Linked DNA regions of Homo sapiens: region 2 is linked to region 1. Evidence: chromatin loops called from intact Hi-C (ENCODE). Cell type or tissue: endothelial cell of umbilical vein. All regions are shown on one strand. Links, peaks and the distances in the headings refer to the core of each region. The heading gives the core; the rest is flanking DNA.

Region 1 (15,501 bases), core at 4,085-12,084:
TTCTTCATGTTAACATTATTATTAAGTCATTTAACAGGAAATAAGCCACCACTTCTAAATAAATTGAAACAGAGGGTCGTTTTCAAGCAAGTAGCCTTTATATATACAATTTAATGCTTCCCACTCAGTTTCAACACTTTCACACGAATTATTTTATGCATACATGACACATTCAAAACCCTGAAATAATAATAGAAAGTTTTTGGGAAAATAATAAAAATAAAATGGTAATTAATTAATTAGTGAGAAAATTAATTACATTATTTGAATAATAAAATAGTATTATTGTCATATCCAAGTATCTAACTCTTTTGACTATGAGAAAGTGGAAGTATTTCTCTTGGAATAGTTCTATCAACATTTCATTAGCATTCAATTAGCATTCAACGTTGAATTTAATATTTTATAAATGTATTGGCTAGTTTTACTTATAATGTTTTACTGTGGTTTCTATTTCAAAATATAATTGGATTCTCATTTATTTTAACTAGCAAAAAAACTTTTATGAAAAGTTTTTATTATTAACCAAAAATATTTATTAATTGAAACTGTGTTTTTCTATTTTTCCTTAGCATTTAAATGACCATGAATATGATCAAAACAACGTTCATATTAAACACCTAACTATAGAATAGACTCCCTGGTTTTCTGGTGATCAATATACCTGTTTTGTGTACACCATTCATGGATACAGGTAACTTATGATTTACCCTGGATGTAACAAATGAGCTCTAAATTGTTTTGTTATAAAATATTCCATAAACTCAGACAAAAATATGCGTAATAGATAGTAGAGTATATTGGTTTAGTGGTTAAATAATATGGATCTGGAATCAGATAAAATAGAATTAATGCTAGAATAAGCTACAATAGGTTAAAAATTTCAGGTTCATTAATTAAAAAGAATGTAGCTCAAGGCAAATTGTTTCTCTGGTGTTTTCTCAAACAGCACTGGGAAAATGCTAGTACAGCAGGTGTTCACATAACATCATTTAGTTAAACGTCGTTTTGTTACAACGTTGATGAGAAAAATGTATACCGAATCCAGCTGGAGCCACTGTCTATGGAATATGCACATTATCCCCCTTGACTTCATGCATTTCTCCAGATACTCCAGTTTCCTCTCACATTCCAGAGATGTGCATGTTCTGGCCACCTGCAGCCCTGAACTGGAATCGTTGGGTAATCAATTGTCTTACTTGTTTTTATTAACCTTCTTAAATGTATGTATGACTCACATTTATTTCAGTGTTTAATATTAGAAGTGTTTTGGTCTTTATTTAGAAGTTTGGTGATGGTTTTATGAGCAGAAATATACCATAAGAATTTAACTCTTGTTTATATCCATTAGCTATTGGTTTCCTTAGACATCATTTCACTTAAAGTCACAGTTTCCAAGAACCTATCAACAATGTTAAATGAGGGCTTAGCATACTGAACTAATAATTTTTAGTAGCATATGAGATTATGTAATATGTCTATAATATAGTAAGCACTCACTAAATTCTGTTATTGCCGTATCCTTTTACATATCAATGGGATTTTTCCTTCAGAAAAAAATTCCTTTCTGTGCAAATAAAATCAGTCAAGTACTGGCAAGTACAATCATTTCTCACCTAGCCTCCTGACTTATCTAAAATATAAAAGTGAACATTTCCAGAAATAGTCTAAATCCAATTAGCTTTCCACCTTTTCATAGGAGTAAAGTCTTGAGTACATTTTACTAAAATAAAGGAGGCAAACAGGATGTGGAGGAAGTAAGTTGTAGAAAACAAGTGATTATCTGGTTTCTTCATGAATACTCCAGAAAATGTGAATTTAATACTACTGGAAAGAACCAGCCCACTTTTAGAAAATTAAAGTTAATTAAATTGACCCCAAAATGATCAATATAATATTTTACAATATTACTACTAAAGTTGAGAGAAGAATAACCATATTGGAGTTAGGATGGTTGGTACAGACATATCATTTGTAAAAACCCAACCCTCATACTTGCCCCTGTCTTCGAACCACAATTTTAGAATATATGTTAAAATAACATAATCTTAAAACATCCACAAGCCCTCCTTCTTCCCTTCTCCTCACTCCACATCCCTCTGCAATTCCTTACCCTATCTCATTCCTCCACTCTTTCCCCCTCCGTTCCTCTACTCATCCCTATCTCCTCTCCTCTCCTCCCCTCCCCTCCCCTCCTCTCCTCTCCTCCCCTTCCCTCCCCTCCATTCTCCTCTCCTCCCTTTCTGTCTCTCTCCTTCCCTCTTCCTCCTTCCCCACCTCTCTCATTTTTCTCTCTCCTCCCCTCCCCTTTCTCTCCAGTGCTCTGATTGGCAGGAAAATCACCCAAGGATTTTTCTGGCCTGCAGATTCAATTCAGCGGGTCCGCAGTGGAGACTGAAATTCTGCATTTCCAACAGATTCCAGGTGATGCCGATGCTGCTGGGCTAGAAGCCACAGTTGTGCAACAAGGCAATCCAGGGATACAAGAAATCAACACCATAATTCGATGTTCTTATTTTTTTTCCTTCCAAAATCAGTCTAAATTTTAATTATATACTATGCATTGCAAGAAAATAGCAAAGCTTGTTTTACTTTTTTGGCAAATCTATATGTCTACTGAGTAGGAATCAGTAACTGTGCATAATTTAAACTCACAATTAAAGCAGTGATAACAATTCCTCTAAGTACATACCTGGCTCCAATAATTTAAAAGCCTGATGTTCATTAAGTCATGATATCTGCTGTCTTATTTTTTATTGTCCTCACTATCCAAAAATGTATTATTAAACATTTTAAGACAGAATTCATATTTAGTTTATGAATGTAATTATTAGCTATTTGTTTACTCCAAATTTTCCAAAAAGCCTCTCAAGAAAGATCTTTCAACATAAAGCAGAGGAAGACCACCAAGTAAAAATTTTCAGTGACAGTGCCAGTAGATAATATTGATCAGACAATCAGAATCCCCACAGATGGCATACACATATATAAATGATAAAGTACAAAAGAAAGACCCTGAATTATTTCCAATGCCTACGCCTATTATAAATCTGTTATTTAAAAAAGGTTATTGACTGCCAAAGACTTATTTTAAGAAATACTAAGTTGCAGCAAAAAGAAAATGTTGAAATTACAAAGCCAGAGAAACTTCAATTTTGCTTTTATGAGCCTTTATACATTTTATAAATACCAACTTAATATTACTGTTATTTTAATATTATTGTTCTTTTTACAGATGAAGAAATCAGTGAAATCTATATTAAATGCCTTTCCCCTCTTTAAAATTTTACTTCTGATTATGCATTAAAATATATTTTTGTTTTGCATCGTGTTCTTTAGTCAGCTTAATTACAGAAGTAATGATTATGTGGATTGTCTTTCATTCTCTTTTAAGAAAAAAATGTGTTCTATAGCTGTAAAAGATTATTGTTAGAATTTAAAATATGCAATGGCAATAAACATTCTTGACAATGTATGTACTTCATAAACAGACTATTTAAATTGTTTTTATTTATTTAATTTTGTTTTTTTATTTCCTAAACCTTCTTCCTGAGAGACTGCAGGAAGTAGCAGGAAGGGAAGAAGCTATTGATCACCGTTGACCTCTCGCAACTCTCCACTATGCCCAATCTGCATTTCCCATCTCAGGGAAGGACAGGACTGTCTTGGAGGTGTCCCAGTGCAAGATAGGGGGACATCACTTTTCCTTCCTCCTTTATCGCAGTAGGGACCAAGTCTTGTCTATTTCTCTGGTTCCAACTTTCCTGTGCATTTCTACCACTTCATCCTATTCATGATGCCTCTGTCCCTCTCAATTAGGTGGCATGCTTCCCATTTCTCCCCACATCCCAGCTGTTCTTAATCTAGTCTTGAGATTAACATAAACTCAGTGGGAATTGCATTCAGTTTCGTTGGCAAATTTACAAGCACTCATATTTAATTGTTAGATATTTAATAAGATCTCAGATCTTATTTGTAGGCCTTATACATTTTAACATGTTCATTCTTGGGTTTTCTTTCATGCTATTTTGTTTCTGTTGACTTATTTTTATTTTGTTTATTTATTTTTAAATATTTTATGAAGTTGTCACATGCATATCAAAAGTATATAACTTATAATTTTGCAGCTCAATGAATTATTACAAAGAAATTATATTATTCTTGAAATAAAATCTGAACTGTTCTCCTCTGGTCTAATAGACACACAAAGCCTCTCTATACACTCTCTTCTATATATAACTAAATAAGACAAAATTATTCTAGTTGTTCAGAACAAAAACACTGATGTTATCCTTTGTTCCTTTGTCATATGCCACATAGGAAATCATTAATCAGTCATAATAACACTATCTTTAAAAATATCCAGAATCTAGCAACTTGTCATCATCTGGACTACAAGTACCTTATTCACAACCACTATCATTTCTCATGTGAGTAGCATAGTAGCCTCCAAACTGGGCATCTTGCTTCCATTCTTCTCATTTTGAGTCTATTCTCAAAATCAACATCATTACAAGAGCGATCATTTCAGAATATCAGCCATGTTTTTTCACTCTTCTGCTCAAAGCCTTCCGTGAGATTCCTATGTCATAATAAAAGTAAGAATACCTTTAAATGTTGGCTCTCATCTCTTTGACTATGCCTCCTAATGTTCTTCCTTCTACTATAACACTCCTACTATAATACTGGCCTCCTGGCCAACCTTTGAAAACACTGGATATATTCCTAACTCAAGGCCTTCGCATCTGCTGTTTCCTTTGCCGAGAATGCTCATTTTCTACGTGATTTGCATCCTCACCTCCTCTGGGTGTTTGGTCATATGTAAGGTTTCCAGAATTAGCATGAATAAAGGGTAAGATACCAAGTTAAATTTTAATTTTGAATAAACAATGAATCTTTTTAGGATAAGTATATCCTATGCAATATTTGGGACATACTTATGCTAAAAAATGTTTTTCTATCTGAAATTGGCTAAAATCCTTAGGAAAGAAGGAAGAAAAACTAACCTCCTTGTTATATTGTTTCTAGTTAACATAATCCATTAATTACTTAAACAGAATACACACAATTTAAGTAGCATCACTGTCCTCATCCCTGGATCCAGGTAAGGCAGAATTGCTTACAGAATGATGTTTGGACAAGGCCTATTTGTATTTGATTTTGCTATCACCCTTGTTTTTAGTCTTTCTCTCTCGCTTCCCCCGACACAAACACAAACACACACGCACACACACACACACACACACACACCTCTACATTTACTTCAACCAGTATCTCTCTTCTTTGAACTATTGTAGTTGTCGATTATACAACTTCCTCCAACGGAGAATCAGAGAATGGAAATAATTTTGCCAATATGAAAAGAATTAATGTCTAAAATTATTGTGAAAGACAGTAGTTTCCTGTAAAAAATTGATCATAATAAATTTTTAAATTGCAATACAATTATCGAACTCAGTGTTTCTGCAAAGAAATTAGTGGTACCTGGATGCAAAGCACAAAAGAGAGACTGATTAACAGGTCTCAATTGTGATTAAAATCATCAAGTAATTATGGAAAGGAGAGGCTGATCCACTTCAACAATGGAATGGAAAAGCAGAATAATTCACATTAAGAAAAACATTCAAATATGATATCTGAAAAATCCCTTCACTTCTCTCCAATTGTGTCACCAACGATTCATGGATACAAAGGAATTTTCATATAAAAATTTATAAAAAATACTTATTATATTGTCGAATTTCAATCCCTGCAGCCTCTTTGTCAGCTCTATTTCTATCAGTTCCTCCTGAAGAAAGAGCAAACCCTCCAGTGATGGCTCCAGAAAGATCTCAACAGCAGCTTTCATCCTCCAGCACTGGAAGGAGGGTGATGTGGGGAAGAGAGCAAGTTGCTACTGTAACTTTCTGCAGTATAAATTTTAAATACATGTAGCACTTGGAAGTCCTATTTTATGGGCCAAAAGATCTCAGTTCCTTAGCCTATATGCATGCATCTGTTTCCCAGACATTTAATTGTCTTAATTATCTCCCTGAGATTTTCTATAAATCCTCCACACACTTCAAACTACACATCTAGACACAGTAATCTAAATACCTGGCATTTACTTAGAATAAAAGTTCCCTTATTTCAGGAGAGTTGTTCTTTAACTCCAACAACTCAACAGGTCAGGAAAATGACAATACACAAAAGACAAATTTCAGTGATACCAGCTCCGGGAATAATTATAAAATGGTTAAAAGCTGTCTGTAGTGGTCTCGGGTTTATAAACCTGTTCCCATCTACCACAAAATCTTCTCACTGTCTTCCTATTCTATTCCTATCTATACCTGGTCCCTCAAAGGTACCTTAACAATATGAATGACCTTTTACAAAGCACTCTTTCTAGGGCAGCCTGCACTTTCATCTTCAACCTTTTGAAATTTTAAGTCTTTGGCACTTATTCATTTAAGTAAATGTTTAAGCATTTCTTTTCAAGAAAAGGCAGCACATTATCAGAGCTCAAAGCCCTAACATAAAACGACTGTGTTTGAACAGAGATCAAAAGCTCTCATGAAAATGAAATCACTCTTTTCTGGGGAAAATCTTGGCATCACTGAGCAAGTGATAAGCAGAACACATGGATGAAAAAAAATTTGGCCTTTGAAATTACCAAACTACGTAAACAATTGGCAAAAATACAGTTCAATCATGCCTTTGGGGATGTACACATTTGGCTGGCCTCTGGTCTGTCCTTTTAAGCCCTAGTGCACCAATAATAGCATTGTCCCTGAGGTACCTTGAGATGAATTTAATTCTGACTTTTCCTCCTGTCTTTGTTTCCTGTGACTTTTCTCTGGTTGGCAAACAAAGTGTCTCTGTTCTTGTTTGTGAATGTCTGTATTGATTTCTGTCATCATACTTATTTTCCTTGTACTAAACATTAATCCCTGGTACATACCTTGAGTGAACTTGTCCTTTGTGGTCATAAATGACCTGTTAGTCTATGCCCTTCTTAGTGGAATTCGCACGGAAGCTGGATACACCTCCTAATGTTGTCATGAGGGTTTGGGGAATCATTTTGTAAGTTTCTGAGTTGGCACTAAATTTCTATTGGTATTTAACATTAAAAAACCTGTACATTAAAAAAATGCCTAGATTTTAATTGATTCCCACTATGGATTCCACTTATATTTCATAATGTATAGGCATTACTTAATAAACAGTAACAGTCAGACAAATAGCACCCATCCATCACATATTAGATTTAATAATTGAATTTCAACAGATAACAGAGCTCTTCCGGAAGAAGTAGTTTGAATATTCTCTCATTTTTACACTTCCAAACTTTACTTACAGAGAAACTATTTGAGATACATACACATTTGTGAATCCCAATAGACACCATAAGTACAAATCTACCCAGCATAATTTCTCCCTTAGCAATAGGATCTGAAGCCTTTCAGATTTTTTCACCAAATCCAATTAGCTAAGATTAAGTTTGTGTTATCTACAGTATTTGGAGATGTATTTTCTATGGTATGAATCTAGGACTTCTGTAAAATTTAGGATGCTGCATGATAAATACGCGGTTTTGTTTTTTTTTTAATTAGAAAAAAAGAATAACACTGAAGGGGAAAAAAACACTGAATATATGTATAGCTGATGGAAAGAGCGCCCTCATGTGGTAATGCACAAGCAGAGCTGGATTGCATTGAAGTTGTTGAAAGTTTTACCAAGTCATGGGGCCCCCCTTGTGCCCATTTCAGCCATTAACATGGTTTAGCCTTGAAAATCCAACACACCACAACATTCTAAGTAGCTACATACCATCAGTTATGACAGGCACTTAAGATAAAACTTTAGTTCCTTTAATTAGCCGCAAACATTTAGGGAAAATATTCAGAAGTAATCAGATTCAACTGTAACTTGTAAGATTTTTTCAAGTTTCTGATTTCATATTTCATTGTTTTTTCTTTAAATGTTAATGTTTCTATGTGAAAGACTTCATTGTCCAAAAACAGGCAGGTAAAATGAAAAACTTAATTCTGCAACAGTAGCACATCACCAACCATATATAACCCCTTTCTTGCTCTCTCTCTCTCATTCACACACACCCATAGAGAGACAGGCACACACACAAGCACACACACACACACACACACACGGGTATCCTTTCATTTAGGGACTTTCTTGTCCTATTATCTGTAGTTCATTCTTACCAAAACCATGTAATATTTATTCTACCATCACCCCATCAAGTACCTATATACAAATGAAGCCACACAATTTGTAAACTTGACTGGCTCTATACGTTGTTCATGGAACAGAGGATTTTTCATCCTAAAGTAAAATTAGTGACAAAATATATATAGCCTATATTCATTAATAGAAACCCTCAAGTAGCTGTTACAAGAGTGAAATTGTAATTAAAAATCATAAAGTTTTGACAGTACTGCAACTACCATTAAATTAGCATGGCTCATGTAAGTGCTGAGATATCAACAACCTTACGTCTCAGGTTATTGAGATTATTACCTAATCAGAGTTATAAAACCTGAAGTTCAAAGAATGACTGGGACTGGTCGCTGATTGATAGTTCCAGAAATTAAGCCCCTTGCATTACGAAGCACTGAGAGTTGAGAGGTTGAGATGAATGAAGTGGGCATATTAGCAATATTAAAAATAATGATAGATATAGCTACTATTTAATGAGTACCCACTATATGCCAGACAGTATACAAAGTACTTCTTATAATGTGTTTTAATTCTCACAATGGTCTCACAAGGCACATGTTAGTCTAATTTTACAGATCAGAACATTAGGACATGGAAAGGTTAGGTAGCTCTCTTGAAGTACTACAGGTAATATATTACAGAGATAGAATAATCTGATGCCAACATAATATACTGCTTCCCACTGGAAAGTAAGATGGAATGAAAAATCCTAGGAAAAAGCTTTAGTAGGATTAAGGGAGAAAAATAATTTGGGTGGAGTAGAAGGAAGGGTTGTGGCAACGGAAAAGGTGAAAGTAAAAATCAGTAAACTTACTGAGATCTCTGATTCCATTTTTTTAAATTCTATATAGTCAGAATATATTTATTCTAGTTGTCCATAAATTCTAGTTTCTAATCTGTATAATTGAATGTCAGAATTGGAAAAGCCAATCAATAAATCCCTCTTCTATGAAATCAATAATTTCCTCAAAGATGTCAATTGACTTCTAGATCTTACCGTTAGTAAATGGCAAAGTCAGGATGGGAACATGGTTGGGCCCTGTGCTCCTGCCACAGCACCAACTCAGTGGCCCATTGCATTGGTACCCTGCCTTCACATTTGCCTTAAGTCTGTCCATGGCACTGCTGCCAGAGTGATTTTGCAAAAATACCATTCTGACAGTGTAATAATAAAGACAAGCTAAACCATGCTTCAGTGACAAACAACCCCAAAATATCAGTGGCTTGAAACTATGAGATTTATTTCTCCCTTGCACTATATTTTCCCTGGCTCAGTTCAAAGTTCTGCTTTACACTGTTCCTTCTCAGGGATCCCAATTGTAGAAACTCAAGTTGATGGAAAAGCTACCACCTGGAACATTGCTAGTGGCCACAGCTAGTGGCCACAGCAAACAGAGACAGTGCTGAATAATCTTAAAATTTCCAGCCAGAAGTGACATGTGCTATTTCTTGTTCATACTTAATTTGTCAAAGTAAGTTACTAAATTCAAGGGCTGGAAACTGGTACATTACATGTCCCCAGAAGGAGGAATGGAAATATTTGTTAGGCATTACTAATGAGTAACAGCAAAGATTCCCTTGCTTAATTGATGTCAGCTGCTGACAGGATAAAATCCAGACACATTTATTTGTCTTAGAAAACTCACTGTGATGTGACCTCTAACTGCAGGCCATACCTCATTTCCCACAGGTATCCTATGTACCAATTATCTTGAATTTGTTATTTTCCCACAAAATATCAAACTATGTCATGCCTCATGCATTTGCCTCCATGTCTTCCTGGTGAAATCCTAGTTTTCCTTCAGGGCTCAACTCGGGGATTTTCTGCTCTGTACTTTTATCAGATCACTCCATCCCCAATCCAAACACAACATGCCCTTACCTATTTTTTATCTTCATCAAAGAGTGCCACACTCATTTGTTCATATGTAATTCTCATTTATTATACTGTACGTGCCCTGAATGCAATATCTCTGGGTTATTGCTAGTGCTCAATAAATAATGTCTGGTTGAAGAAATGAAGTCATCAGCATTCTAATAGGAGATAACAAGGTTTAGCAAAATTAATATCTACAGTAAACCAAGGGAGTTTTGAATAAAAAAGTGAGACAACAGATGGATAGGCACATAGGTACCTTGGGATTGTGCATTACCCTTTACTGATAAAGTTAACTTTTTGTAATGTAAGCTGGTGATTTTTATTTAAAATGGAAAGTCACATATATGTGAATCTGCTTTGGAGGCTTTTTCAGACTTCTTCTATCTCTTAGAGACTTCTCCCTAAAGGATCAAGATGTGTCAAATTTCCCCTAGAATGTTTTATTCAGAAATATTACCACGCTGAGCAAATACATTTTCTCATTTAATGGCACATAAAATGAGCCACAGGTATTCTGTGGATACCCTGAAGATAAGTACACGTTTGCATCATTTTACAAGGAAGGGAACAGGTTCAGAGAAAATAATAAACTTGCCCAAAGTTACATGGCTAATAAGAACCTGAAGTGAGATTTCAAATCTAAGACTTTTTGATGGTGAAGCCATGCTATCAACATGCCATCTACACAATAAATGCAGGTAGTTGCAGAAAACTGTTTAGGTGAAAATTTATTATATTCACACATTAATGGGAGTTGTTGTTCTGATGAATCACTCTGCCCTCTGTTTCATCAGGGCTCCTCGCCTGACAATACTTTTATCGAAAGAGCATTGATAAGTTACAAACTTCAGGCTTTATCAGTTATGTAGGCAATAGAGTAACTCACAAATTTTACTGAAATCATATTTCATGAGCAGCTGCTATTTTTGCCAGTCTCGGGTTTATGCTGGGCCTGGTGCTGTGTGGTGGTTATTCACCCAGAAACCTCATGACTTACGTACCTACCCAAACCCACATGCATCATTGGGTAGAATGTGTCCTTGAATTCTTTGATGTTTTTGACATTTGAAGGAAAAGAGCAATGCATTTGTTTTCTAGGAACTTCCACCAAGTATTTCCTAATATCACCATGGAACTGCCAGAGGTTTCTAAAACACATTCTCCTAAATTCTCACAATAAGCCCCAGGGCAGATCTTCACAATCATTCCTTTGTGGACTCAATCTGTATCTCACTATGCCAAAAGCATTTCTATCTTAAAGCTCATCTAATCTTTGAATCTAAAAGTCAGTTCTCTGAAGTACTTATGAAATATACAACTAGGAACTTTATTCTTATAATGCAAGGTAAAGTGATTTTAAACTCCTTTATGGACATATTTTATACAAAAGTAATAAAACTGTCTTTAAAAATTCTACTTAGAGAGTTTACTTGTTTATTCCAAATTTGTCATATCCTGGGCTTAGAATGTGTGTGAAGGACCCAAGCAAATGTAAATTGCTTATTTCAACAATAAGAAAACCCAATGAGCATGCTTCACCAGAACAAATAATTAACATGACTACCCATTAAATTGTGTGTTCCAGAGGAATCAGATGAGTAATTACTGAAGAAAGAGTGCCCAAGTAGTTAAGCTGTTTCTGCTGTCCTTGCAATCCAACAGACCATGCTGTCTCAAAATCGTTTCCCACAAAATGTCTCATTCACCTTGGGTTTTAAGAGAATTATTTCAACCTAACACGTATTCAAAGTCTGAGCTTAGACAGATAATCCATTCTTAGACATCTTGAAAATCATTACATAATGTTTATTCATGGATGATTTGAGGCCGGGTGTGGTGGCTCACACCTCTAATCTCAGCACTTTGGAAGGCTGAGGCGGGCAGATCACTTGAGATCAAGAGTTAGAGACCAGCCTGGCCAACATGGCAAAACACCATCTCTACTGAAAATAAAAAAATTAGCCGGGCATGGTGATGCAGGCCAGTAAACTCAGCTACTAGGGAGGCTGAGGCAGGAGAATCACTTGAACCCAGGAGGTGGAGGCTGCAGTGAGCTGAGATTGTGCCATTGCACAGAATGAAACTGGGCAACAGAATGAAACTGTGTCTCAAAAAAAACAGAACAAAACAACAACAAAAATAAAATAAAAGAAATTCATGGACTATTTTAGTCTGCATTACAGATATTAGTTACCAATCTTTCTTGGTAATTTTTTACATCCATTCATACTTTCTGAGTTACTATTTTGTAGCACTTTTAATTGATTTGTCTCCAAGACACCATTTTTTTCATCTTTGCCTGATGAATAAAGACATAAGAAAATATTTTCCAGGATATTGAAAAGTAGGCATGACAGAGATATTTTAATAATAAATTATTAATAAAGATTAAATTAATTCAAGTCTTATACATACATAGGATACAAGAGAAGAAAAATACTTTTATACAAACGTAGGTCCACATCCACCATGCTAGAGCACCATTTGACCAAGTAAATTTTTTTTAAAGTGACACTTTTTTTCAATGTAAACATGAAGGTTATGAAGTAGGTCTTTTAAAATTATGTGTTTCAGCATAATATGATTGTCAAGTAGAAGATTTCAGAGTTAAACACATCTCAGTTCCGATCTTGATCCTGGAACTCATTAACCACGTAACTTTGGGGAGAGTTTCTGATCTTAATGAGCCATATGTTCCTCACCTGTAAAATGAAAATATCAGTATCATATCTAAACCTCAAGACTGTGGTGAGGATTAATACAGTTGAGTTGATTTATGTAAATAAAGCACTTAGAAGAATACCTGATACAATCTACATGTTAGATAAACAATACGTTATTTCTATTCTAATTAACATCCTCATTCAGAAAAAGGTGCTGAATATGTTTCTTTATATATATCTATACATGGAAAATGAGAGAATGTGAGAGCAAGAATATGCTCTGCAATAGTACCTACATTTAAAAATTTGATGAGGCCTCCAATGTACTCATGAACTTAATTTCAAAAAAAGTAGAATCCTTTCCAAGTAATATTACCATTTATCAGAAATCACAGAAAATTCTAACTTGATAAAAACATAAATTGACTGGTAATTTTAAAATGAATTCTAATTACTTATTCTAAAATATCCAATGAAACAGATACTTGATTAAAATACAATATGGTATTTTCACAGTTTTCCTACATTTCTGAAAGCAGTCATGATGAGGAAAGTTGTCTGTGGCGTTGGTTTGTAAGTTCTTGGCTTTTGTAGTTTAAAATGATTGTTTTTGTAAGTAGAAAAGTTTCTCGGAAAAGGAATAGAGAAAACAAAACTTCTTTCATTGAAATGTGACCTGAACAATAAGCACTATTCTTAGGTGAACTTCATGGTTGATAATCTCAGCTTAGAGCACTTAACCTGCAGATTGGAACAATACTGGATATATTTCCTCATATCAGAATGAGTTTCTTAAGGCTTTTGGAGGAACAGAAATAGTGTAGCTCAGTACTTCTGTCTTTAAAAAGTCCTAACAATCCAAGACAAACCTCAGAAAATCCAGAAATTGGGAGGTCCTGATTATTACAGAATGTATGTCAGGGATTATAGTAGGTTGGTACAAAAGTAATTGCAGTTATTGCAATTGAAAGTAATATTCAAGAAACCTGGGGAATCTTCAACAAATGATGAGAAAGAATGTTTAATCAAGAGAGTCATAAAGTTTATTTAATATATCCTAAAAGTGCATGGAAAAAAATTATCCAATGTCTTGGTTATGTGAAAACCTACAGAGTATGGTGTTGAAACAGATATTTTCTTTGGAAACAGACCTGTGTTCAAATCTGAGTTCTATTACTAGAGAACTGTGCTACCTCAGGAAAATAACCTCTCTGAGTCTCAGTTTCCTCAATGTATGCTGACAATGATATTTTGCATATGCTTAGGATCAATTCAGAAAATGTATATAGAAAAGATAGCCAAGAATCTGATGTATGGCACTAAACATGTGCTAGATTCACATATCTCTAAATATTTACACCCCCCACCCCACCAGATAAATTACGGTTTTAGTACCATTACATTACATAAGAAAGATCATGTGGCCCTGGTGGGAGTATTCACGCTATAAAAACTGGGAGATGGTATAAATCGAGGCCCCCTTTTTCGGCAGAGATCTGTTTTATCACACTCCACTGCCTAAAGGATAGAATTTGAGAATAGAGGCATTGGTGAAAGCAAGGGGATTCTCCTGAACAACATTTTGAAGTTAATAGTTTAGATTTTTTCAAGAATATTTTATAATTAAAATTTCAAAAAGAAAACGAATATATCAGTATGAAATGGTGACACATGCTTTGCAGAGAACTTAAACAGGGTAGTATGATAGAAGCAGCTGCCCTAGATTGAGTAATCTGGGAACATTCTTCTGTGGAGTGATACCTAAAATGAGATATAAATTATAAGAATCCACCAGCCCCTCACTAATTGGAGGCAGCGCATTCCAGGCATAGGGAACAGCAGGTGAAAAGGCCTTAAAGAGCAATGCATTTAACATATTCAAAACTCAGAATGAAAGCTAGTGAGGTTGCAGCTTAGTGAATAAGGAGAAGAATGAGAAGTCATGAAGTGGAAGAATAAAGCAAAGGCCAGATCACTGAGGACTTTGTAAACCAGGTTTAAAAAAAAAAAAAGTGTCTGTTCATGTCCTTCACCCACTTTTTGATGGGGTTGTTTGTTTTTTTCTTGTAAATTTGTTTGAGTTCATTGTAGATTCTGGATATTAGCCCTTTGTCAGATGAGTAGGTTGCGAAAATTTTCTCCCATTTTGTAGGTTGCCTGTTCACTCTGATGGTAGTTTCTTTTGCTGTGCAGAAGCTCTTTAGTTTAATTAGATCCCATTTGTCAATTTTGTCTTTTGTTGCCATTGCTTTTGGTGTTTTAGACATGAAGTCCTTCCCCATGCCTATGTCCTGAATGGTAATGCCTAGGTTTTCTTCTAGGGTAAGAGGAAAATAATTGAAATAGGAGATAAGGGGAGAAGGAGGAGAAAAAGGAAGAGAAGCAAATGGAAAAAGGGAAGGAGAAAGGAGTGGAGAATAAGAAAGAAAGACAAGATAGCAATTTTTTTGTTTTTTGTTTGTTTGTTTTTTGTTTGTATTTTTAGTAGAGAAGGGGTTTCACCAGACAAGATAGCAATTTTTTTGTTTTTTGTTTGTTTGTTTTTGGTTTTTTTATAGCAAATTTTTTGAAGAGTAGAATAAAATACATTGCTATCAGAAAGCATAACATCTTATCAAGGAGATAAACTTTTAATGCAACAAAATGGAAAAAGATTATCACCAGAAGTCTGAGGGAGAACTAAGGCAGACTGGGCAATGTATTACTCCCCTTGACTAGGACATTCATAAGAGAGTCCCCTCA
Region 2 (15,501 bases), core at 2,673-10,672, 870 kb before region 1:
ATTTGTTGGTACCCTCTTTTATTTCATTGAGCAGTGGTTTGTAGTTCTCCTTGAAGAGGTCCTTCACATCCCTTGTAAGTTGGATTCCTAGGTATTTTATTCTCTTTGAAGCGATTGTGAATGGCAGTTCACTCATAATTTGGCTCTCTGTCTGTTCTTTGTGTATATGAATGTTTGTGATTTTGGCACTTTGATTTTGTATCCTGAGACTTTGCTGAAGTTGCTTATCAGCTTAAGGAGATTTCGGGCTGAAATGATGGGGTTTTCTAACTTTGCAATCATGTCATCTGCAAACAGGGACAATTTGACTTCCTCTTTTCCTAATTAAATACCCTTTATTTCTTTCTCCTGCCTGATTGCCCTGGCCAGAACTTCCAACACAATGTTGAATAGGAGTGGTGAGAGAGGGCATCCCTGTCTTGTGCCAGTTTTCAAAGGGAATGCTTCCAGTTTTTTCCCATTCAGTATGATATTGGCTGTGGGTTTGTCATAAAAAGCTCTTATTATTTTGAGATACATCCCATCAATACCTAGTTTATTGAGAGTTATTTGAAGGTATTTTTAACCTTTCTCAGCATTCCACAAGTTACATCCTCCTTCCTTTGTTCTCCTCTGCCTTTGGCTCTTTTATAAAGTTCTAAGTTGCTAGCCAAATAGGACAAATGCAGAATGTGAGGTCCTATTCCTGCCAATTGAAACTGGACACAGCAGTAAGATGGATGTGTCAAGTTATAAATGTCCCTGTCTCCTTTGTTCGGTGTAATCTTGTGGCAAAACTGCTGGTGCATTCACTCTTTCTGAAGAAAGCAAAAAAAAAAAATGGCCTTGCTGAAGAAATTAAATTTATTTTCAAGTGCTATTTCTTCATGGCACTGAAGAACAAGCATTTCAAAGATTCACTAAGACATGTAAGAAGGCAGAAACAACTTAACATTAAAACATGTGGGGTCTCACTTACAATCATCACACATTGATGCACCACACAAAAAACCCTAGGCCACAGCTTGGTTCCTCCTTTTAAGAACAAAAAGTGGGAAAAAAATTTAAGAATGAGGAAAGACAAGGAGAAAAATTCTTCTGGCGCAATTTTTTTGGATTCATGGGTCTTCTATTTGCAAGTGTTTGTGTAAAATGGAGAAGTTAGAGGGCATTCCACATCTAACAGTTTAGGACCACCCCCCCAGTGCTGTCTTGTCATGGAGTTTTCAGAAGATCTGGTTGTTTAAAAGTGTGTAGCAGCTCCCCTCCACCTTCCTCCTACTCTGGTCAGGTAGGATATATTGGCTTCCCCTTCACTTTCTCAGAATTATAAGTTTTCTGAGGTCTCCTCAGCCATGGTACCTATACAACCTGGGAAACTGTGAGTAATTTAAACCTCTTTTCTTCATAAATTACCCAGTCTCAGGTAGTTCTTTACAGCAAATGTGAGAACAAAGGAATACAGAAGATGTGAGAACAATGTGACAACAAACTAATATAGGAAACTAGAGAGGTGGGGCATTGCTATAAAGATACCTGAAAATGTGGAAGCAACTTTGGAGCTGGGTAATGGGCAGAGGTTGGAACAGTTTGGAGGGCTCAGAAAAAGACAGGAAGATGAGAAAAAGACAAGCAGATCCACAGGACCAGACCTACCCAAAGCCTTGAGAGCCCTCCCATTGCATCCGTGTGCCCTGGATGGGAGACATGGAGTCAAAGGAAACTATTTTGAAGCTTTAAGATTTAATGAGTGTGCTGCTGGGTTTTGGAGTTGCCTGGGGCCTGTAGCTCCTTTGTTCTAATAACTTGCAATTTCTTTATCAATACTTGCTGCTTCACCTTACACGCTTATTTTATGAAGATGGCTTCTTAAACTCATGAATCAACCTCTACTAGTGTCAAACTTTTGATCTGCAGAATCCTCATCTCTCAGCCTTCACAGAACTAAAGAGAGTTAGGGCTCTGCTTTGGATTAGGCTTTGGTTTCAGGGAATGTTGAGAATAATTTGATCTTCTATCCAGACCACTAAGATTTTCTCCGTATCAGCAATACGCCTATTTCCCTTTCTTATCTTTTATGTGTTCACTGGAATGGTACTGTTAATTGCTTTAAATTTTTTTTCTTTTGCATTTGTAACTTGGCTAACTGGCAAGCAGTCTAGCTTTCTGCCTATCCAGGTTTTGACCTGCCCTCCTTACTAAGCTTCATTTCTAGCGTTTGATTTTACATGAGTGATGTTCAACTCTTCCTTTCACTTGAACAAGTAAAGGCCATTGCAGAGTTATTAATTGGTCTAATATCGTATTGTTATGTCTCAAAAAATAGGTAGGCCCAAGGAGAGGGAAAAAAGATGAGAATGGCCATTTGGTGGAACAGTCAGAATATACACACTTATCAGCTACGTTTGCAGTCTTATATGGGCGTGGATTGTGGTACCCCCCAGCCCTCTGCCAAATTATAATAGTAACATCAGAAATCATTGACTGCAGATTGTCATCACAGATATAATAATAATAAAGTTAAAATGTTGTGAAAATTACCCAAATATGACACAAAAACACAAAGAAAGCACATACTGAAAAAAATAACACTAATAATCTTGCTGGATGCAGGGTTTCCAGAAACCTTCAAATTTTTTTAAAAAACAATAACTGCAAAGCTCAATAAAAGCAAAGAACAGAAAATGAGGTATGCCTGTCTATTACGCTTTTAATTCTGTTTAATCTCTTATATTCTTAGTGGCATATCTAGTTGAAGTTTTAATTTTTGTGCTTGATTTGTTAAAGATATAAATGATCTCCATTGCCTGACTAAAATTTTTGAAATCCTTACAAATTTTAAAAGGGCATACTTACAAATTAATTGCAATTTTAAAACGACTATATAAAGGAAAAATTATTATTGCCATTATGTGTATATAATTTTTTTTCTTTTCCTTTTTTTTTTTTTTTTCCTGAGACAGAGTCCCACTCTGTCATCCAGGCTGGAGTGCAATGGCCAGATCTCAGATCATGGCAACCTCCGCCTTCCAGGTTCAGGCGATTCTCCCGCCTCAGCCTCCTGAGTAGCTGAGATTACAGGTGCGTGCCACCATGCCCGGCTAATTTTTTCAGTAGAGACCGGGTTTCACCCTATTGGTCAGGCAGGTCTCGAACTCCTGACCTCGTGATTCGCCTGCTTTGGCCTCCCAAAGTGCTGGGATTACAGGCGTGAGCCACCAAACCTGGCCCCATTATGTGTATATTATTAAGAATGCAAAATAATTTATTTAGTATGTCTTTAAAAATTTTTAAATAATACTGATTTGTACTTTGATGTTAGTCATTTTATTGTAATCTAGAGAGAACTGTTTGTATTTGTTCTAAGGCTGTCTATTCTCTTTAAATAAATGCAGTGATTGGCTAAGATGCTGTGAAGGTGGGAGGCCATCCAGAGAGCTGAGCCTGCATACACTGGGAGGCTCCCTTTGGTCTCTGAAGCTGACCACCTGTAGCATAGAAGACTTGCTGCTTCTCAGTAATGGTTTCTCATAAGACTTTCCTTGGCCTTCAATTTGGCATTGTCTTTTGAGATAACTGGAATCAGAATCTCATTGGCCTTTGGTAGGATTTCTCCTGACCACCTATGCTGCCCCTACAACACTCTCCCAGGTTACTCTGTTCTCTTCCTAGGGAACTCAAAGGATAGATTTCTAAAACCCATGGGAATCATTGAAAGGAAGAGAGAGAAAGACTATTTTTAATGAAAGCGTCATGTTTTCATATGTTATCAGAAAGGAAGGCAGACAAATTTACATTTCTCCTATGTATATAGACAATATGTGTTTTTTGCATATCAAATAAAGGCAGGTGTTCCAAATTTTGCTGTGTATTGAAACAGTCTTGGGAGCTTTTGACAAGAATGATGCCCGTTTTGCATACCAATGAAAACAGATTTTGGAATTAAGAGCCAGATTTTGTGTTTTATAAATATTTCCAGCAGATTCCAATGTGCAGTACATTGGAAACACTAGGTTAAGGTCTAGATAAACAGTGAACATAGTTATTATTTTCATTGATATTTAATTATCAGTCATTCTATTAGTTATTATCTAAATTAAATACAAGCTGTCTGTGTATATCAAATCTACATACAGTTTCCATCAATGTAGGCGAAAACTAAAAAAAAAAAAAAGAGTAATTCCAGTGTATTAATACTTCACAAACTTTTGGAACTTCTTGTTTCCAATGACAGGTGTACATGAATTTAGTCACAATCTCTTTTTATATTATTTTAAACTATCTCAACAGTGTCACCTATTCACCAGTCTGCAAATGACTCTATGTGCTATCTCTTTTCATAAACAACTTGTGTAGGGAAGTATTTCTGCATTATGAGTGTCTTGCTCTTTTCTTCCACTTCATATTTTATTCTGTGTGTTTTATGCATCCTATTTATAAGCAGCAATTATCTCTTTAAAATCTATTTTGCTTTATCCTCAAGTTTTGCTTTCCTCAAAGGGAAATAAGTTTTAAATTATCGTTATTATTTGTTTTTTATGTACAAATGTTCTAATAAGGCTACCTTAGTATACTATTATGCATGATTTCTTACAGTGAGTTTACCAGAAATCGTGTTACATGACTTTCATACATTAATTTAAATTCTTAATATATTCATGGGACAAGTATTATTATTGAACTGTATATTAATAGGCTCACCTCTCTTTGTCACATGCCATTATGGGCCTTTAGTCAACTTCTCAATGTAAGAAACAAAATAAATTACACAAGAATGGTTGCGATCATAGACCTGAATACCACAAGCAGATTTTCCATATTACTTATTGCTACTTCTTCATCAATTTCTCATCTGATTTCCTCTAAATGATTTTAAAGAATACTCTGTATTTAATGATTTTATGTATACATTTTATCTACTAATATTTCAGCTGTGCTGTTTTTATAGTTATTTAATACTTACATATTAGTATTTTGGAATCTTACCAGTTAGCCAAACATTTATATAAGATGTTTCTATAAAAAAAGAGAAATTTTAAATTCCAGACTACTCAGCTATAACTAAACCTTTGGAGCATGTTCACATTAGGTTGAGCATGGTCTGAAGACACTTAAATCAAATTATAACCCTGTTGTTATTAATACAAATATAAATTTCTATATAAATTATTATAATTAAAATCAAATAATGGCCAAATGGATTATTATATCATCACCAAAACTATGCCATTTTTATTTTTTCTAATTGCAAGAATTTCTTGGGATATCTTCTAGTCTTTTTAAATTACATGAAATATTACAAACTGACAAAATAGTATAAAGTACTTAAATAAGTGCCTATAGTCTCATTACCTAATATAGAACATAAGAGTGTATTGCCTTGTTGTCAGTACATATCCTTTGAAAGTGATATGTGGTGTATAGGTGGAGGGAGACTGATGTTGGCAGAATAGGAAAGCCATGTTCCTTTTCTCCTCACAGGGAAATGGACTTAAGAAATATATACATATATAGACCAAATTGCCCTTATGAAAATACTCCAAAACAAGTTCAAAGATTTCAGCACCCTAGGCAAGAGCAAAGCCAAGAAGAGCGTCATTGAAATTGCTAAGAAATTTCACAGAATTGGCTCACTATAGAGTACAGCCAGTACAGCATGGCACAGGTAGGAGAAAATTCCCTAGCCATACCTTCTCCCACAGGAAAGAAAGAGAAGATTAAAGCATGTTTTAATATTCTAGCTTTTGGAGGGGCTGCACAAGGGGCTAGTTTCTATCACCTAACTCAAATCACAGGAACTAGAATTCCGATGCCTGTGATCTACTGAGAACAAAACCACGAGTGGCAGTGTTAAAAAGGCTGCCCTACCACAGAATGACAGCAGAGGGAGCAATAGACTGCAAACTCCTAAAGATGAAATTAAAAAAAAAAAAAAAGTTTAACTGGGTAATTACACACAGAAGCTGAGAGAAGACACATTCCCAGAAAAGGTTTGAGAGACCTGCAGAATCTCTAGCTGGGCTGACTGGTGAAGACAGTCTTTTGTACCAAGCTAGGTAGTAAATAATGGGAGATGCAGCTATTTTTTCAAATATCCAAATTGCAGCCAACGAGCACAAGGCAACAATGCATACATACACACACACACACACACACACACACACACACACACACAGAGCACTAAACCATGGCCCAATGAAGGGACCAAAATAAACTTCTAGAAAATAACCTCAAGGAAATGAAGTTCTATGAATTATTCGTCAAATTATTCATAATTATCATTTTAAAATAATTAGCAAAGAGAGAACACAACTATATAAAATAATAAAAATAGTGCATATAAAAATGAAAATATTAACAAAAAGATAAAACTCTATAAAGAAAGAACCAAACAAAAATTCTGGAGCTGAAGAATACAATCACTGAATTTTTAGCATTCACTAGAGGAGCACACAAGAAGACTTTATCAAACAGATAAAAAATATACACACTTAAGAACATAGGTTATCTGAAATTATTCAGGAAGGGGAGCGAAAATTTAAAGAAAAAATTCACAATAAAAAAGTGAAGTCAGCCTAAGCAACTTATAAGACACCATCAAGCTAACCAATAAAGCATCAAAAAGCTTATCCACTATGATTAAGTGGGCTTCATCCCTGGGATGCAAGTCTGGTTCAACATACACAAATCAATAAATGTAATCCAGCAAATAAAAAGAACCAATGACAAAAACCACATGATTATCTCAATAGATGCAGAAAAGGCCTTTGACAAAATTCAACAACCCTTTATGCTAAAAACTCTCAATAAATTAGGTATTGATGAGATGTAACTCAAAATAATAAGAGCTATTTATGACAAACCCACAGCCAATATCATACTGAATGTCCAAAAACTGGAAGCATTCCCTTTGAAAACTGGCACAAGACAAGGATGCCCTCTCTCACTACTCCTGTTCAACATAGTGTTAGAAGTTCTGGCCAGGGCCATCAAGCAGGAGAAGGAAATAAAGGGTATTCAATTAGGAAAAGAGGAAGTCAAATTGTCCCTGTTTGCAGATGACATGATTGTATATCTAGAAAACCCCATTGTCTCAGCCCAAAATCTCCTTAATCTGATAAGCAACTTCAGCAAAGTCTCAGGATACACAATCAATGTGCAAAAATCACAAGCATTCATATACACAAAGAACAGACAAACATAGAGCCAAATCATGAATGAACTGCCATTCACAGTTGCTTCAAGGAGAATAAAATACCTAGGAATCCAACTTACAAGGGAAGTGAAGGACCTCTTCAAGGAGAACTACAAACCACTGCTCAATGAAATAAAAGAGGACACAAATGGAAGAACAGTCTGTGCTCATGGATAGGAAGAATCAACATGGTGAAAATGGTCATACTGCCCAAGGTAATTTATAGATTCAATGCCATCCCCATCAAGCTACCAATGACTTTCTTCACAGAATTGGAAAAAACTACTTTAAAGTTCATATGGAATCAAAAAAGAGCCCACATTGCCAAGTCAATCCTAAGCCGAAAGAACAAAGCTGGAGGCATCATGCTACCTGACTTCAAACTATACTACAAGGCTACAGTAACCAAAATAGCATGGTACTGGTACCAAAACAGAGATATAGACCCATGGAACAGAACAGAGCCCTCAGAAATAATGCCGCATATCTACAACCATCTGATCTTTGACAAACCTGACAAAAACAAGCAATGGGGAAAGGATTCCCTATTTAATAAATGGTGCTGGGAAAACTGGCTAGCCATATGTAGAAAGCTGAAACTGGATCCCTTCCTTACACCTTATACAAAAATTAATTCAAGATGGATTAAAGACTTAAATGTTAGAACTAAAACCATCAAAAGGAAAGCAGATCGAAACCATCCTGGCTAACACGGTGAAACCCTGTCTCTACTAAAAATAGAAAAATTTAGCCCGGCATGGTGGCAGGCGCCTGTAATCCCAGCTACTCAGGAGATTGAGGCAGGCGAATGGCATGAACCCGGAAGGCAGAGCTTACAGTGAGCTGAGATCGCACCACTGCACTCCTGCCTGGGTGTCACAGCGAGACTTTGTCTCAAAAAAGAGAAAACAAATAACGAAAAACAAAAACCAACAAAAAAAAATTAAAAATTCTTTGCACTGAATGGTAATAGTGACACAACCTATCAAAACCTCTGGAATACAGGAAAAGTGGTGCTAAGAGGAAATTTAACATCATTAAATGCCTACATCAAAAATTTGAAAGAGAACAAATAGACAATTTAAGGTCACACCTTGCAGAACTGGAGAAACAAAGAATAATTTAAACCCAAACCCAGCAGAAGAAAAGAAATAGCAAATATCAGAGCAGAACTAAGCAAAATTGAAGTAAGTAAAACAATACCTAAGATAAATGAAACAAAATCCTGTTCTTTGAAAAAATAAATAAAATTGATAGACCATTAGTGAGATTAACAAAGAAAAGAAGAGAGAAGATCCAAATAAGCTCAATTAGGAAAAGATGAGAGATATTATAACTGATGCCATAGAAAGACAGAGGATTCTCAAGGCTATTATGAATACCTTTGTTACTGGTGGGAGGCAGATAGGTTCCTAGGTGGAAATGGGTGGGTCCCTTGTGAAACTCCACCTTTAAGCCAGGGACAGCTTGAAGCCTTAGGGCTGGACTGACAGTTCAGGGTGAAGCCCACCATCATGAGTGAGAACTCCCTCAATGTCTTTACCAACTGGATGGTGGATTTTCCAGGCCCACCCATGGCTGTCTATTGACCAATCAGCATGAACTTCATCACTTCTGAACCCATAAAAACTCCAGACACAGCCAGACTCAGACGCTCATTGGGATGAACTCCCTATAAGATAGGAGCTACCCACTTCAGGTCTCCTCTCTGCTGTGAGTTGTTCTGTCACTCAGTAAAGCCTTGCTCACCATCCTGTTGTCTGTGTAACCTCATTCTTCCTGGTCACAAGACAAGAACTTGTGACCTGCTTAATGGTGGGAGTGAAAGGAGCTGTAACCCTTTCCTGGCCATCTCATCACCTGTGGGCAGCAGCTAAAGGGGATGTAAAACTGTAGCCCTCCCTCTCTCTGTTGCTTACAGTAAGTCTAGTCCAGCCACAGCATCACATGAAGCCAGATCCTGTGCTGGTGCCTTGAGCTACCCACCCCACCACAGCAGTCAGCATGCCTAGCGACCCTGTGCTCCCTTGTTTACACACCAGTCACTGTTCTACACCTGGCTTGCCCTTGGCAGGTGTGGGATCTGGGCCAGCAGTAAGAGCTGAGTGTAGCCTGCCAAGACAAGTTTGTGGAAAGAGCCCAGCAGGTGCAAGCAAACTCAAGCAGAGGCACTGCCGGCCACAGTGGTTTCTAGCTGCTGGGGTGACACCCAGAGGATCCTGAGACATTTCTGGGGAGCTCCTCCAGAATCTGTGAGGGCAAATGGTCCATGGCCTCATATATGCAGGCTATCTTTGCCTTATAGGGTAACCTGGACATTTGCCAATGCTGTAGGATGGATGCAAAATAAAGTGAATAAAAGCAGACTTCTTTTTTTTCAGAGTCCCTAAACTCCACAATAGCCAAAATGAAAGAAAAACACTGGGCCTCTGTCTGCCAGTTAAAAGTGACGAGCATGGCTGTCAGACTTAAGACACAGTGGACAGGCTTGCTGGGGAGAACACTGTCAATCCCCTGTCTCCCTTGGGTGCTGGAAATGTTGATTCTGTTCCAAACCAGTTTCCCTTCATGGAGGTCTAGCCATCATGTCTGAGTAGAAGAAGGTCCTATGGCAACTGAGGGTACCTGGCTGAGGCTATACACATCGGTGTCATCCAAAGGCCTTGGGAATAACTCCAGTCCTTGCCTGCCTGTTAGGGTGTAGGCATTACTATCCCCAGCCTTTCCTATTGCATTTTCTTTTTTGTTTTGTTTTGTTTTGTTTCAAAGACTGCTGTGGCTGATATTCTCTTCTTTACATACTAAGTAAAGGGTGTTGTTGCAAACCACAGAGATAATATTACTGGGTAGGATAAGCATTTGGCTTAGTCATCAGGAGAGCAAAACAGAATAATGTGCTATCTGTCTATTCTTAGAAACAAGGCGTATGTAACAATTAAGAGGTTTTTTTGTTGTTGTTGTTGTTGTTTTATTTTTTTTTGTCCCTGTTGAAAGAACCCATTTGCATAGGGCAGGAGGCTTTTACCCCAAGGCACCTTCTCCTCCCCTGCACTTCAGCTTTTTTTTTTTTTCTATTTCTTCCACCCTATCAGGAGTTAACTAAGTCCTGCAAATAGAGGCAGCTTTTCTATGTGAGAGATTGATTTTTTTCCTCTTGGGAGCTATCGTGTTAGGCCAACTCCCCAGTTCCCAGGTCTTTGGTGAGGAGGACCTAGTTCCACAGCTTCACCTTAGAATTCTGCTTATGACAGGGAAGCAGTGGAAGAGCTGCTCGGCAGGGTGCTGGCTGCAATTTGGCGAGGGCCCCCTGGGACTTAATTTAATGGGTTCATACATCTTCTTGAGGCCCTATTGTTTTTTCTTAACAAATTGTATTTCAAGCTTAGGTTTGAAGTTATAATAAGAAAAACTAGATCAAGGGACCTGGAGGCAGTTACAGTGGAAGGCTAGAACTATCTATGCCTGCTAGGCCTTTCCACTTCTTCGATGTAGGTTATGCTTGCATCTATGGTATAGATGAGGTCTAGGGAACCCTCAAGTTACTAACAGTGGGAGGGTAGCACATAAGTAAGTGAAAATATTCCTACACACCAGGCCTGCCTGCTACATGGGTGGAGGTTGCATTCTCATTCATGGGTGGTACACAGAGTCGCCAGACTCAGCGATATAAGAATGGAAGGAAAAAGAGGACACTTTTCTTCTCTCCATCACACACACTGGGTTTTCCCTGGAAGACAGAGAGGGACTAAGGGACACTTTTTCCCGTCTCTTTTAGATGGATAACCAATCATCTTTATGCTACACTCCTCTGTAATGTATCCTGAGTCACTGGGACTTTTTGACCCTCAGATTCTGGAGAAAAGCACGTCATATTCCTTTGTACAAAGGTGTGGCCCGATTATCTTCTGCAGAAAAGAGAATACAGCCTCAGGAAAGATTAATTTCAGTAGCATCCTGCAGCTGGACCTTTTCTGTAAACATAAGGGCAAATGGTCCAAGGCCTCATACATGCAGGCATTCTTTGCCTTACAGGGTAATCTGGACCTTTACCAATGTTGTAGGATGGATTCAGCCTTCCTAGTGGCCATCTCAGGAAAGGCTGCAAAGGGCAATTTCAAGGAACTAGGGAAGCAAACACTAGAGGTACCTCTAGTAAGGGAGGTAACTCCCTCCATTCCACCCTACCCAGGTTCTCTGCCAAACTTGTGGCACCGTTGAAATACTTATTTTAGGCAGGTCCAAGTCTTGCTTCTGCCACTACAATAGGCGCCTGGTCAATGTGGCTCCATTAAGTTCCAGGTCCCTTTTCTTTACAGGACTTAACACAAATTAAGAGGGGATCTTGGCAGGTTTTCAGATGACACTGACAGGCATATAGAGGCTTTGCAGAATTTAACCCAAGTATTTAAACTCTCCTGAAAGGACATTATGTTACTTTTGAATCCAACCTTGACTGCTGTGGAAGACTGGCAACCAACTGCTGACTGCTGACTGCTGCTGGTTGCCTTGCAAGTGGCAGAAAATTTAGGGGATAAGCTTTATATTTTTATATACATAAATATATATATAAATATGTATATATTCATACATATAGATATGAATACTATTCAGCCATAAAAACGAATGAAATAATGGCATTGACAGCAGCAACCTGGATAGAATTAGAGACTATTATTCTAAGTGAAGTAACTCAGGAATGGAACACCAAATGTCATATGCTCTCACTCACAAGGGGAGCTAAGCTATGAGGTTGCAAATATATAAGAATGGTACATTGGATTTGGAGACTTGGGGGAAAGGATGGGAGGGGGTAAGGCAGAAAAGACTATGCATTGGGTACAGTGTATACTGCTCTGCTGATGGGTGCACCAAAGTCTCAGAAGTCACCACTAAAGAATTAATCTATTTAACTAAACACTTCCTGTTCCCTAAAAACCTATTGAAATGAAAAATAAATTTAAATAAAAACAGAAGGACAATACATAATGGTAAAGAATTCAATTCAACAAGAAAGTCTAACTACCACTTCTACTGAAACTATTCCCAAAAATTTGAAAAAGAGAAACTTCTCTTTATCTCATTCTTTGAGGCCAGCATCATCCTCATACCAAAACCTGGCAGAGATACAAACAAAAAAATAAAACCTCAGGCCAATATCCATGATGAACATTGACACAAAAATCCTCATTAAAATAGTAGCCAACCGAATCCAGCAGCAAATCTGAAAGTTTACCCACCATAATCAAGTTGGCTTCACCCCAGGCATTTTATTTCAGTTTTTTACCTAAGAAGATTTATTGGTCAAAAATCTCCTCAGTTCCATTTCTTGATTTAAAAACAATATAGCCAATGGGAACTCTTACTCTTGAGAATAATTTAAAATATTATATGTGCCTTATTTTGTATTATTGCTTTTTATGAAGTAACTTCTGAGATTTATTTTAAATTTTACTTCAGAATTTATCTGTAAGTTATGGCCAAGATTATAATTTGTCATAGAACATACAGAATCTCCCAGAACTGGGTTTTTTATTTGGAAAAAAAAAAAAAAGGCCTTTGTCAGATGAGTAGACTGCAAAAATGGTCTCCCATTCTGTAGGTTGCCTGTTCACTCTGATGGTAGTTTCTTTTGCTGTTCAGAAGCTCTTTAGTATAATTAGATCCCATTTGTCAATTTTGGCTTTTGTTGCCATTGCTTTTGGTGTTTTAGACATGAAGTCCTTGCCTTTGCCTATGTCCTGAATGGTACCGCCTAGGTTTTCTTCTAGGTTTTTTATGGTTTTAGGTCTAACATTTAAGTCTTTAATCCATCTTGAATACTTTTAAACAACCAGATCTTACATGAAAACTCACTCTTGTGAGGACAGCACCAAGCTATGAGGCATCCGCCCCCATGATCCAGACACCTGCAACCAGGCCCCACCTCTAACATTGGCAATTACTATTCAACATAATATTTAGGTGAGGATAAATATCCAAATTGTATCAGTAGGCAAGTAAACAATTCAAGGAAATGGATTATAGTCATTAGAAACTGATGATAAAGATAAGCTTTTTTTCCTGGAAAGCATGAAGAAGAGATAATCCATAACTTCCAGGATCACTTGTAAACCCCTTCTGTGTCTGGTATAATTATTATTATATTGATTTACTTTCCTTCTATGTAGACTTTTCAGATTCCGTTTCAGTAAATATTTCTTTCACATCTCTCAAAACAATGAGGGTCAGAGAGAGTTTACACCTCTTTGCTGTTTTGTAAGAAAATAAGTGCCTTTGTTAAGTAACTCCAATCTACATAAATAAGAACTTAGTGCACACTACTCTTCATATTGAAACAATGGCCAATGTGATGGTGTGATGAAGTGGGGCCTCAAAGAGGTAATTAGGACAAGAGGGTTTCTTGCAAGTGAATGTAACTAAGGCCGATATAAAAGAAGCTTGATGCAGCGTTTAGCCTTTTTACCCTTCTAACTTACACCATGTAAGAACACAGTATTCCTTCTTTTCAGAGGATGTCAAAATAAGGCACGGTTTTTGGAAGCAGAAAACAGCTATCACTACATGATAAACCTGCTGCAGGTTTGATCGTGCACTACTCAGCCTCCAGAATTGTGAAAAATACATTTCTATTTTTTTTTTATATTACCCAATGTGTTCTAGTTTGTTATAGCAGCACAAATGGACTAAGACACTGGATGGTATTTCTTTAGTGTTAATTGCTGGGTAAAACATCTAACCATTATCTCTGAACTAACATGAGTTTATGAGAAAAAAGCTATGGAAAACCTGCACTCTTAGTTTTCACTTAGGATCCACTTAGGATCTGCCTTTATAAATGATTTGATATGTAAGAAGACATTTCCTTCACAAAGATTATGAGCATGTTTCCAAGTTTAGCTTGTGAGATCTTTCCATTTACAAATTAGAAAAAAAATGGTGGGCTTTATAATGGTATAGATAGAATTTTTAAATAAATGCACTTTTTATTTTTATGTCATCTTTATTGAAGTAAAATTTACAAAAAATACTCATTTTGTGTGTACAGTTTAACAACTAATTACAAAGACATATAGTGATGTAATTTGTCACCACAGCTTTGTTTAGAACTTAGGTTAATTACTTTAATGGTTTGGTCTCTGGTAGTCAAACTTGGATTTGTGTTAGGTGATGTAAGTAGCAGTTACATACAGATGAAAAATATTCATCATTTTCCCAGAGAAATGTGCACTTGACCTTATGAGAACAAACACAGTTAATGATAAAATAATACTTTTTTTATTTTATTATTTTTTTGTGTGTATATCTTTAACATTTCATATACTTACAGTGAAACATTTGTGATTTGGGGAAGGATTTAGGGCTTTGTGCATTCACTAGCCATCATTGGACCATAGTGTCATTAAACAGAGCACCAGACACATGATTATCTACAGCAGAGTCTAACTATAGTCATACATTTTGTGTAAAGGACAGAAGCCCACATAGTATTTTAATGCCTTTTACAGCATTTTCTTCTTTTTAGTACTTTGCAAATGTTTTAATAAAAAAAGTTAAATAATTAACTGTTGCTGAATATTTTAAATATCTGTGCAGGAAACCATCAAAGGATAATGTAGAATTTTGGAACTAGCAACTTTGGGAGCTGTTAACAGCCCTAAGTCTAAAGGGCAAGAAAAGGGAGTAGATATCTAATTCAAGTTCTTAGTGGTAATGTCCACAATGGGTTGCCACAGCTTTCTATTAACTAATATTGAACACTATAGTATTAAGAAGCATTCAGTGAGTCTTCTGGATTGAAAATAGTGTTCTGTGTTCATTGTGCCCCAACATCCTGACATTCTTGTTAATTTCTTTTTTGGCCTATCAGTTCAGGAAGAGAAGAAAGGACAGGTTCAGCTTCCAGTTTAACAGAATAGTGCATTTACTTCCTGAACAACGCATTTCTTCTTCAGACAACAGGCCCTTGGAACCTACTAAACCCTAAGGTCTTGGAGACTGGAAAAAAAATTACTACAACATCTATTGCTGGTAATATCATAAGGGGCTACTTCCACTTCTTAGTTCCAGACTTATGCATTCTACTTGTGGAGGTGATAACACCCTACACTGACCTCCCTCTTTTGGACCAGAAGGACATTTTTAATGACAGAAGATGTCATATTTTAGCTTTTAGTTAATCTATCTACCAATATAAAGTTAATTGCTTTAAGTGATGGGCATGCTGTAGTATGTGTTTTCAAAATATTACAAAAGATGATTCATCCTGTTTTTGACTATTTACTATGATGGCCTTGTGTAGGAGAATTTTTAGGCCCAAAATTTTTTGG

The links. Peaks named below come from ENCODE experiments on the same cell type or tissue, not always from the same donor. Only the 100,000 strongest peaks of a DNase experiment are listed, where the experiment ranks them.
Region 2: it touches region 1 in a loop (11-fold over the local background); 3 of 110 quality-filtered maps call a loop at or near these places.

Annotation. Positions count from the first base shown.
Region 1 is chr4:70,176,171-70,191,671 of GRCh38, forward strand. LOC105377270 (a long non-coding RNA gene) reads right to left here and starts at 9,284. Exons shown (of 3, transcript XR_938859.2): 1 at 9,215-9,284. In endothelial cell of umbilical vein, for the core only: a CTCF peak has its summit at 7,699 (motif pointing left); a DNase peak (open chromatin) is centred at 7,661.
Region 2 is chr4:69,312,244-69,327,744 of GRCh38, forward strand. No RefSeq gene overlaps it. Among named protein-coding and RNA genes, the nearest start is that of UGT2B28, 40 kb to the left of the region's middle. In endothelial cell of umbilical vein, for the core only: a CTCF peak has its summit at 5,830 (motif pointing right); no DNase peak of the experiment used is centred there.